2 separate regions of the Homo sapiens genome follow, and region 1 is linked to region 2. The links are chromatin contacts, found by Hi-C or POLR2A ChIA-PET in ENCODE. All regions are on one chromosome and are shown on one strand. Each heading gives the region's core, a stretch centred on a gene start or an enhancer-like site at or near the end of the contact. The rest is flanking DNA. Distances are from core to core; before and after follow the strand shown.

Region 1 (4,373 bases), core at 465-2,964, 35 kb before region 2:
GATGGTGGTAACTGTTTTTTGTTATTAATGTTGTTACGATACAAATATATTGAGAGCTAGTTTCCATCTATTTGAAGGAAGAATATATGAAATACACTTACTGATGCTCTTTTGCTTAGGTTGTTTAGAAATAAAACTAATGCTGCTTGATTTGTTCAGGAGCAGTAAATTGATCTATATCAAAACAGCAAAGCCCCAGGAGCACAAAGAGAACTAGATTTCAGGAATGGCATGAAGTTAAGAGTTCCGTTTATCAACTATTTCTTGTGTCCCTACGGTGTGTCTAATACTCTATTAAGTGGAACATATATAAAAGTTACGACACCATCTCCTTTCAAAAGGGGGCAAGAGTCTACAATACAGTTCCTTTGGTTGATTTCCTCTGTTCCTGATTCCTGGTGTCCTCTCTCATTTACAACCTCACACACACCTCTTAGGTATTTACACTACTCCTGTGGAAGTGATCTGGGTTTCCCTACTTCGTTACTCCCATCTTGGACTACCTCCTTTTCCTGGCTCCTCCAGCTGGATGAGTTGGATTACACATTTTTTGATACAAACCAGTATCTCACTGTGGTCCAAGAAACCCTGATACTAGAGTGAAGTTTAACCATTTCTCTCATAGCTGGCAGTAGAATTCTTCTCAGAGGAAAACATCTTGAGTCATTATATATAGATGGTGTGCCTAGAGAACTTGGGTTAATAAGAGACAGGAATAACAAGAAGGACTGTTCTATATCAGAAATTAATTTGGAATCAGTAGTGTCACTACAGTTTACAATAATCTATTGTATATTCTAAAATAGCTATAAGAGAATAATTTGAATTTTAGCATAAAGGCAAATATTTAAGGTGATGGATATCCTAATTACATTGATTTGATATTTACAAAGTATATAAAGGTATTAAATTATCACATGTACCCTGAAAATATGTACATCTATTATGTATCAAGAAAAAAAACATTTTTAAGGGGAAGAAAAAGAAATTAACTTGGAGATGTGGAAGGAGTTGGGGACAAGACAGAAGAGATGAGAAAGAGTGAAAAGAAAGGGATGGCAGAGTAACTTCATGGTATGCCTAAAATACTTTTTTAAAATGTGTAATATTCTAAGTTACTTGTATTTCTTTAACTCCCCTCATTTCTTCCAAATTTCCAGTAGGCTTTCCACTACCCCTAAATTCTCATACCTCTGCAAGACGCACACATGGTGTGAGGGGAGGTGCTGGTGAGGTAAATGAAGAAACCACAGGATGGGGCCGAGTTGCACTGCTATATCAAAAAGGAGCAGAAAGGAGATAGCACACCTAGAGTCCAGTGAAATAGTCCATAAACTGAACCCATTAGCGGGGGCCAGAGGTAGTGCTGAAATCACGTCTGGAAAATTGGCAGGATACTTCATGAAACACTATATAATGTAAGAGTTGTGTAATAGGGGCTTGAGTCAATATTATCTAGTTTAAAAACAAAACGGATGATCCCAACTGATATCTGGGTCATGATTTCCTCAGAGACATTGACTATTTTGGCACAATCTATAGGTTTGCCTTTCCAAAGTTCTTACTGTCCCTTCCGCAAAGCTATCCACCCTTGTCTTACCCCAGGTTACTGCAACAGTCTCCCTGGGATCAGCAAATAACTTCTTAAAGAATCATACAGTAAATAGGTCAGGCTTTGTGGGCCAGATGGTCATAGTTACTCATCTCTACACCTAAGGCCGGAAAACAGCAACAGCCAATACATAAATGGTTCAATACAAAGGTTATGTTCCAATAAACCTTTATTTACAAAAACAGGCAGTGGACCTTCTGTCCTGCTCTTTCTGTTCTCCAGTTGTTGTCAAGGTACTCTTTCAAAATGTCACTCCTCTACTTAAAATTTGAATGGCTAATTGGTAGAGAATAACCTCAGATTGCTTGAACTGTTACCTACAATCCAAAGCCTGCTGTTAGTGTACCTTCTGCTTTGCAGCTGTAGCTTGCAGAGAGATTGAGGAAACACAACTCCGATACTTTCTGATGCAATGACTAAAGTCTTGAATGGTTTCACATCTGCCTTCCTCTCTAAACTTAATTTGTTTATCTTCCCTTTGGCTCCTGATCGCTTACCTCATATCTTGTTTGCAGTCTTGTATACAGTGTACTTTATATGTTGTAATTTTTCTCTTAAAGCAATTTTGGTTTGCCTTTCTGACCAATACTCACTTTTCAAATATCATGTGGTGTGAATATTCCATGTGGCAAGCCTACATGACTTAATCATTTAGTCCTTACTTAATTCTCACAATAATACTATGAGGGATTTCTTTTTATTATTCTCATTTTACAGTATACATAATTAAGACCTAAAGAGGTGCCGGCGCGGTGGCTCACGCCTGTAATCCCAGCACTTTGGGAGGCTGAGGCGGGTGGATCACAAGGTCAGGAGACTGAAACCATCCTGGCTAACACGGTGAAACCCTGTCTCTACTAAAAATACAAAAGATTAGCTGGGCTTGGTGGCAGGCACCTGTAATCCCAGCTACTTGGGAGGCTGAGGCAGGAGAATCACTTGAACCCAGGAGGTGGAAGTTGCAGTGAGCCGAGATCACGCCACTGCACTCCAGCCTGGGAGACAGAGCAACTCTGTCTCAAAAATAAAAATAAAAATAAAAATAAAAACCCTAAAGAGGTTAAGTAATGTGCCGAGAAACAGAACAAGTGGCAGAGCTGACATATGAAGGTAGAAAGTCTGACTCCAGAGCACAAGTTTGTCACTTTACACTAATTTGTAGTTTCTCTAGGACCATGTCTGTTTTTGACCTCCTTGAAAACTGCTCCTGTGTGACCCCAGCAGTCTTCTGTAGTACTCCTGCAAGTTTCATTCTGAATCTTAGGTACAGTATGATTGGATCCAAGGCAATCATGACATTTATTAAGCATAGCCACCGTGCTAAGTGCTGTTCATTTGTTATGTCATTTAACCTTCACAGATCCTAGTAAGAAAGATAAGGTTATCTTCATTTTACAGATGAAGAAATACAGGCACAAATAATGTGTTCAAGGTCACATTAGAAGAGGAGCTAGAATTTAAACTCGTGTAGTCTGACTCCACAACTCATACTCATGGATGCACAAGTAAGTAGAAAGCCTGAAGAATTCCTCAGGTCTCATACTGTGGGTGAAGTTAAATTATTCAGGCTTTAATTATCCAGGATAGGCGATAAGGGAGTAAGTATGTTTTAGTTATTTATTGCTGCCTAACATATGATCACAAAACTTAGTGGCTTAAAACAACAATCATTTATGGGTTAACAATTCTGTGGGTCAGTATTTGGGCTGGATTTAGCTGGGAAGTTCTTCTGCTGGTTTCACCTGAGCTCATTCATGTGGTGACAGTCACCTGGAAGGTTGGTGGGTTCTTGATGGTCCAGATAAACTCTCTGGTGATCAAGACCAGTTCACAGATGTTTAACCTGTGCAGTGGCATACAGCACTCACTTAGAAGGGTTTATCACTCTGTTGTTGCCGTTTAAAAATTATCAATAATTATGGTACAAGAGATCTCACTGGGCCTTGCAAGTTGGTGCTGGATGTCAGCTGGGCATCTTTCTCCATGTAGACTCTTATCCTCAAAGAGGCTAGCCAGCCAGGCATGGTGTAATCCCAAAACCTTGGGAGGCCAAGGTAGGAGGATCACTTGAGCCCAGAAGTTAAAGACCGGCCTGGGAAACAGTGAGACTCCATCTCTACCAAAAAAAAAAAAAATGCAATTAGCCAGATGTGAGGGCATGCACTTTTAGTCCCAGCTACTTGGGAGGCTGAGGTGGGAGGATTGCTTGAGCCACAGAGGTTGAGGCTGCAGTGAGCCATGATGGCACCAATGCACTCCAACCTGGGTGACAGAGTGAGACCTTGTATCAGAAAAAAGGGAGGTGCTTAGCCCAAGTTTCTTCACATGATGACAGGAACTTTCCAAGAGACTGAGAGCAAGGCTTCTTAAGGTCCAGGCTCAAAATTCCCATATCATTATTTTTTATGCATTTTTTTGGTCAAAACAAGTCATAGGCCAACCCGGACACAATGAAGTAAAGGTCTGGAGTCCATCTCTTAATGAGAAAAACAGAAAAGTCACATTGCACAGGGTCATATATAAAGGGATGGGACAAGATTATGACTATTTATTGCAATCTACCACAGAAGAGATATGTGGTTAAGGTAAAAGGAAATAATTTCAGTTTGGGACATGTTATAGTTGAAGTCTCTCCTGTGGTAAATTCATGCAAAGGTATCCAGTATTTGGATAACATATATGTGTCTAGAACATAGAAGAGAATCCTGGTTGGACATACGAATTTCGGAATTGTCAATATGCAGGTAATAGGTTTCTGAAT
Region 2 (4,188 bases), core at 931-3,430:
CAAAAAGGAGCCCAAATAGCCAAGACAATCCTAAGCAAAAAGAACAAAGCTGGAGGCATCATGCTACCTGACTTCAAACTATACTACAAGGCTACAGTAACCAAAACAGCGTGATACTTGTACAAAAACAGATACAGACCAATGGAACAGAATAGAGAACTCAGAAATAAGACCACACATTTACAACCATCTGATCTACAAACCTGACAAAAACGAACAATGGGGAAAGAATTTTCTATTTTGCAAGGAGTTGAACTGGCTAGCCATATGCAGAAAATTGAAGCTGGATTCCTTCCTTACACTTTATACAGAAACTAACTCAAGGTGGATTAAAGACATAAATGTAAAACCCAAAATTATAAAAACCCTAGAAGAAAATCTAAGCAGTAGTATTCAGGACACCAGCATGGGCAAAGATTTTATGATGAAAATGCCAAAAGCAATTGCAACAAAAGTAAAAATTGAAAAATGTGATCTAATTAAACTAAAGAGCTTGTGCACAGCAAAAGAAACTCATCAGAGTGAACAGACAACCTACAGGATTGGAGAAAATTTTTGCAATATGTCCATCTGACAAAGGTCTAATATACAGAGTCTACAAGGAACTTAAACAAATTTACAAGAAAAAAACTGTTATTAAAAAGTGGGCAAAGGACATGAACAGACACTTCTCAAAAGAAGACATTCATGCAGCCAACAAACATATGAAAGAAAGCTCAACATCACTGATCATTAGAGAAACGCAAATCAAAACCACAATGAGATACCATCTCACACCACTCAGAATGGCGATTATTAAAAAGTCCAGAAACAACAGATGTTGGTGAGGTTGTGGAGAAAAAGGAATGCTTTTACAGTATTGGTGGGAATGTAAATTAGTTCAACCATTGTGGAAGATAGTGTGGCGATTCCTCAGAAATCTAGAGGCAGAAATACCACTTGACCTAGCAATCCCATTGCTGGGTATATACCCAAAGGAATGTAAATCATTCTGTTGTAAAGATACATGCACACATATGTTCACTGCAGCACTATTCACAATAGCAAAGACATGGAATCAACCCAAATGCCCATCAATGATAGAATGGATAAAGAAAATGTGGTACATATACACTATGAAATACTATGCAGCAATAAAAAGGAACAAGATCATGTCCTTTGCAGGGATATGGATGGAGCCAGAAGCCGTTATCCTCAGCAAACTAATGCAGGAACAGAAAACTAAATACTACACGTTTTCACTTATAAGTAGGAGCTGAACAATGAGAATACATGGGTACATATGGGGGAACAACACACATTGGGGCCTGTTGAAGGGAGGGGTTGGGGGAGGTAGAGCATCAGGAAGAATAGTTAGTGGATGCTGGACTTAATACCTAGGTAATGGATTAATTTGTGCAGCAAACCACCATGGCACACGTTTACCTGTGTAATAAACCTGCACATCCTGCACACATACCCTGGAACTTAAAAGTTGAAGGAAAAAAAATGGTTGCTTAATTTTTTGCATATTTTTTATTCTTTTAAATAGAGAAAGCAGTTTTTCGTTGAATTCCAATAGTGAAAATTATTTTATTTTTACTTACATACACGAAGCATCCTGTTCATGTGCTTATTGGCTCTTCATTAAAGCTCTCTATCAATGTGTTACGTTTATTGATAATTTGATTTATCTATGACTGCTGTTTCTTCTCCAAATCATACTTGTGTCTGCCTTTGAAATTATTAGTACTTCTTTACCCCTGGTTGCTCACTTCATTATAGCATTTTAGTCAGTGTTTAGAGATTTTTTTTTTTAAGTGAAACTACTTCTTAATTAAGGAAGGAAACTAGAGCTGTTCCTTATGTAGAGTGAGTGCCTTTATCCATCCCTCTCTCTGGGAACGGCCCAGCTGCAGGGCTGCTCTGGATAGTTCAGGGGTGGACAGCTGGCCTAACTCAGACCAATCGAAGTCTTTCTCTGAGCTTTCTGGGCTTGGAGACCTAGAGAATGGAATCAGTCTGTCTTCAGGCAAGCTCTGTAAATGATAAAGCTTGAAAGCTGCTGACAGTCATGTTTTCACTTAGAAGATAAAGGTAGTCTATAGATAGAAGAATGAAGATAATGTACAGGAAGAGAGGAGAAGCCAGTGTCTGGTGCTGCCTTCAGTGGCTCAAGAGGCCCTGCTATAGCTGTGTTGGTCCTGGATTGGTGGTTCTTTTCTTGGGAAATCAGGACCCACTCCTAGAACCCTACCCCACTCCCTTTGTTCCCACCTTTGTGACATACGCACACTCTCTCTCTCTCTCTCTCTCAAGGCTGTTTGTGTTAACTTTTGGTCATTTGTAAACCTTATCCCCAACTAACATACTACTAAAATGTATTCTCAAAAAATCCACGTCAAACAAGATTGGTATATAAATCTGCTTGCTATCATTCAGCTATAGCAAAATGTGTGGTACTTTTTTTCCTCTGTGGAAAATAAGCCAAAGTGATTTCGTTTTTGTTTTAGGAATCAATACTGTATTAGTTTCTTAGGGTTGCTGTAACAAAACTGGGTTTTTGCCACCCATAAACTGGGTGGCTTAAAATAACAGAAATGTATTTTCTCATAGCTCTGAAGGGTAGAAGTCTGAAATCAAGGTGTCATGGGGCCATACTCCCTCCGGAGGTTCTGAAGAAGAATCCCTCCTTGCTTCCTCCTGGCTTCTAGTGGTGGCCAGCAATGCTTGGCCTTCCTTAGCTTGCAGCTACGTCACTCTAATCTCGGCTTCCACCATCATATGACCTTTTCTGTATCTCTGTCTTCACATGCCTTTTTTATGAGGATACCGGTTGGATTTAGGGCCCACTCTAATTCAGAAGGACCTCATCTTAACTTGATCATATCTGCAGTGCTCTTATTTCTAAATAAGGTCACATTCATAGATTCCAGGTGGACATGAATTTTAGGGGGACAGTAGTTATATACTGTGCATCACAACACTTAGAACCAAGTAAGTTGGGTTTGCTTCACATTAATAGTCTTAACTATAAAAATATTTTGGATTTTTATTTTTATTTATTTGTTGTTTTTTTTTTAAACAGAGTCTCACTTTGTCACCCAGGCTGGAGTGCAGTCGTGTGATCTCAGCTCACTGTAGTCTCCACCTCCCAGGTTCAAGCGATTCTCCTGCCTCAGCCTCCTGAGTAGCTGGGAGTACAGGTGCCTACTATCATGTCTGGCTATTTTTTTTTTTTTTTAATAGAGACAGGGTTTCACCATGTTGGCCAGGATGGTCTCGATCTCCTGACCTCGTGATCTGCCCACCTCAGCCTTCCAAAGTGCTGGGATTACAGGCGTGAGCCACTGTGCCCAGCCAGATTTTGGATTTTTATAGTGCCATTATTTTGTATTTTCGAAGTGCAATGTAGGACTAAGCATCTCTGTTCAACTTCCTTTTACTAACAGTCGCCTACTGGGGCAATGCAGCCACTGTTAGAGAGAAAATTCTGCTCCATTCCTAAAAGAGCCTCTACTCATGAATCTGAAGCTGGGAAGAGCTCTGCAGAGATGCAAATGAGCTGTTGAGGGAGATAGCGTGAACATTTCTGCTGGCCACCACTGGGTACCACCACGTGTGTGTGTGTGTGTGTGTGTGTGTGTGTGTGTGTGTGTGTGTGTGTTTGTGTGTGTATGTATAGGAGGGTGGTGAAGGACAGAAAGACAAAGAGGCAGAGACAGACACCTTCCTGCCAAGCCTTACTAAGGTTGGGGGGGTTTCCCTACTGATCTTTTTCTACGCTTCAGCTCAGCCATCTTTTGTACCTTCCATGGAGCTCACCAGACTAGGAAAAGGTGGGGTCTTGCTGAAGAAATCAATAGTGATCAATACATTTGCTGGAAGAACCCATATTAGCCAAGTATAATTAACAATCTAGACCTGCACTGTCCAGTATAGTAGCCACTAGCCATATGTGGCTACGTGTATTTCAATTTAAATTAATTAAAACTAAGTAAAATTTAAAATTTGGTCCCTCGGTTGCACTAGCCTCATTTCTAATGCTTAGTAGCCACATGTGGCTAGTAGCTACCATTTTGGATCATATAGAATAGAACATTTTTATCATTGCAGAAAGTTCTATCAGATGACACTAATCTAGACTTTCATTTATAATAAGCTGAAAATGAAATATGATTAGATATTGTGAAGATAATTAACGGATTC

Evidence for each region. A loop is a pair of places that touch in the nucleus more often than their neighbours do. ChIA-PET counts read pairs that join two places held with the same protein, here RNA polymerase II (POLR2A). Pooled maps may share reads with other maps.
Region 1: a pooled map shows a loop between it and region 2 (10-fold over the local background). The contact joins the enhancer-like site here to the promoter of ALG14-AS1 in region 2. A Hi-C loop is called at or near these places in 2 of 168 maps with a recorded cell type or tissue (CD4-positive, alpha-beta T cell and PC-3), 2 of 37 single-sample maps with no recorded cell type and 6 of 50 pooled maps. POLR2A ChIA-PET finds 5 or more read pairs at or near these places in 7 of 52 experiments (A549, AG04449, H1 and 4 more).

Annotation. Positions count from the first base shown.
Region 1 is chr1:95,093,677-95,098,049 of GRCh38, reverse strand. It overlaps a transcript of TLCD4 not described here. Among named protein-coding and RNA genes, the nearest start is that of TLCD4, 21 kb to the left of the region's middle. RefSeq lists an enhancer at 1,878-1,937. Within about 2 kb of position 1,714, at least 3 of the 41 ENCODE cell types and tissues checked have a DNase peak (open chromatin) inside an H3K27ac peak, as active enhancers do; they include PC-3, where a contact is called at or near this core.
Region 2 is chr1:95,059,588-95,063,775 of GRCh38, reverse strand. It overlaps ALG14-AS1 (ALG14 antisense RNA 1), which reads right to left and starts at 2,180. Exons shown (of 2, transcript NR_132786.1): 1 at 1,587-2,180. All of the region lies in intron 2 of ALG14 (ALG14 UDP-N-acetylglucosaminyltransferase subunit), which reads left to right.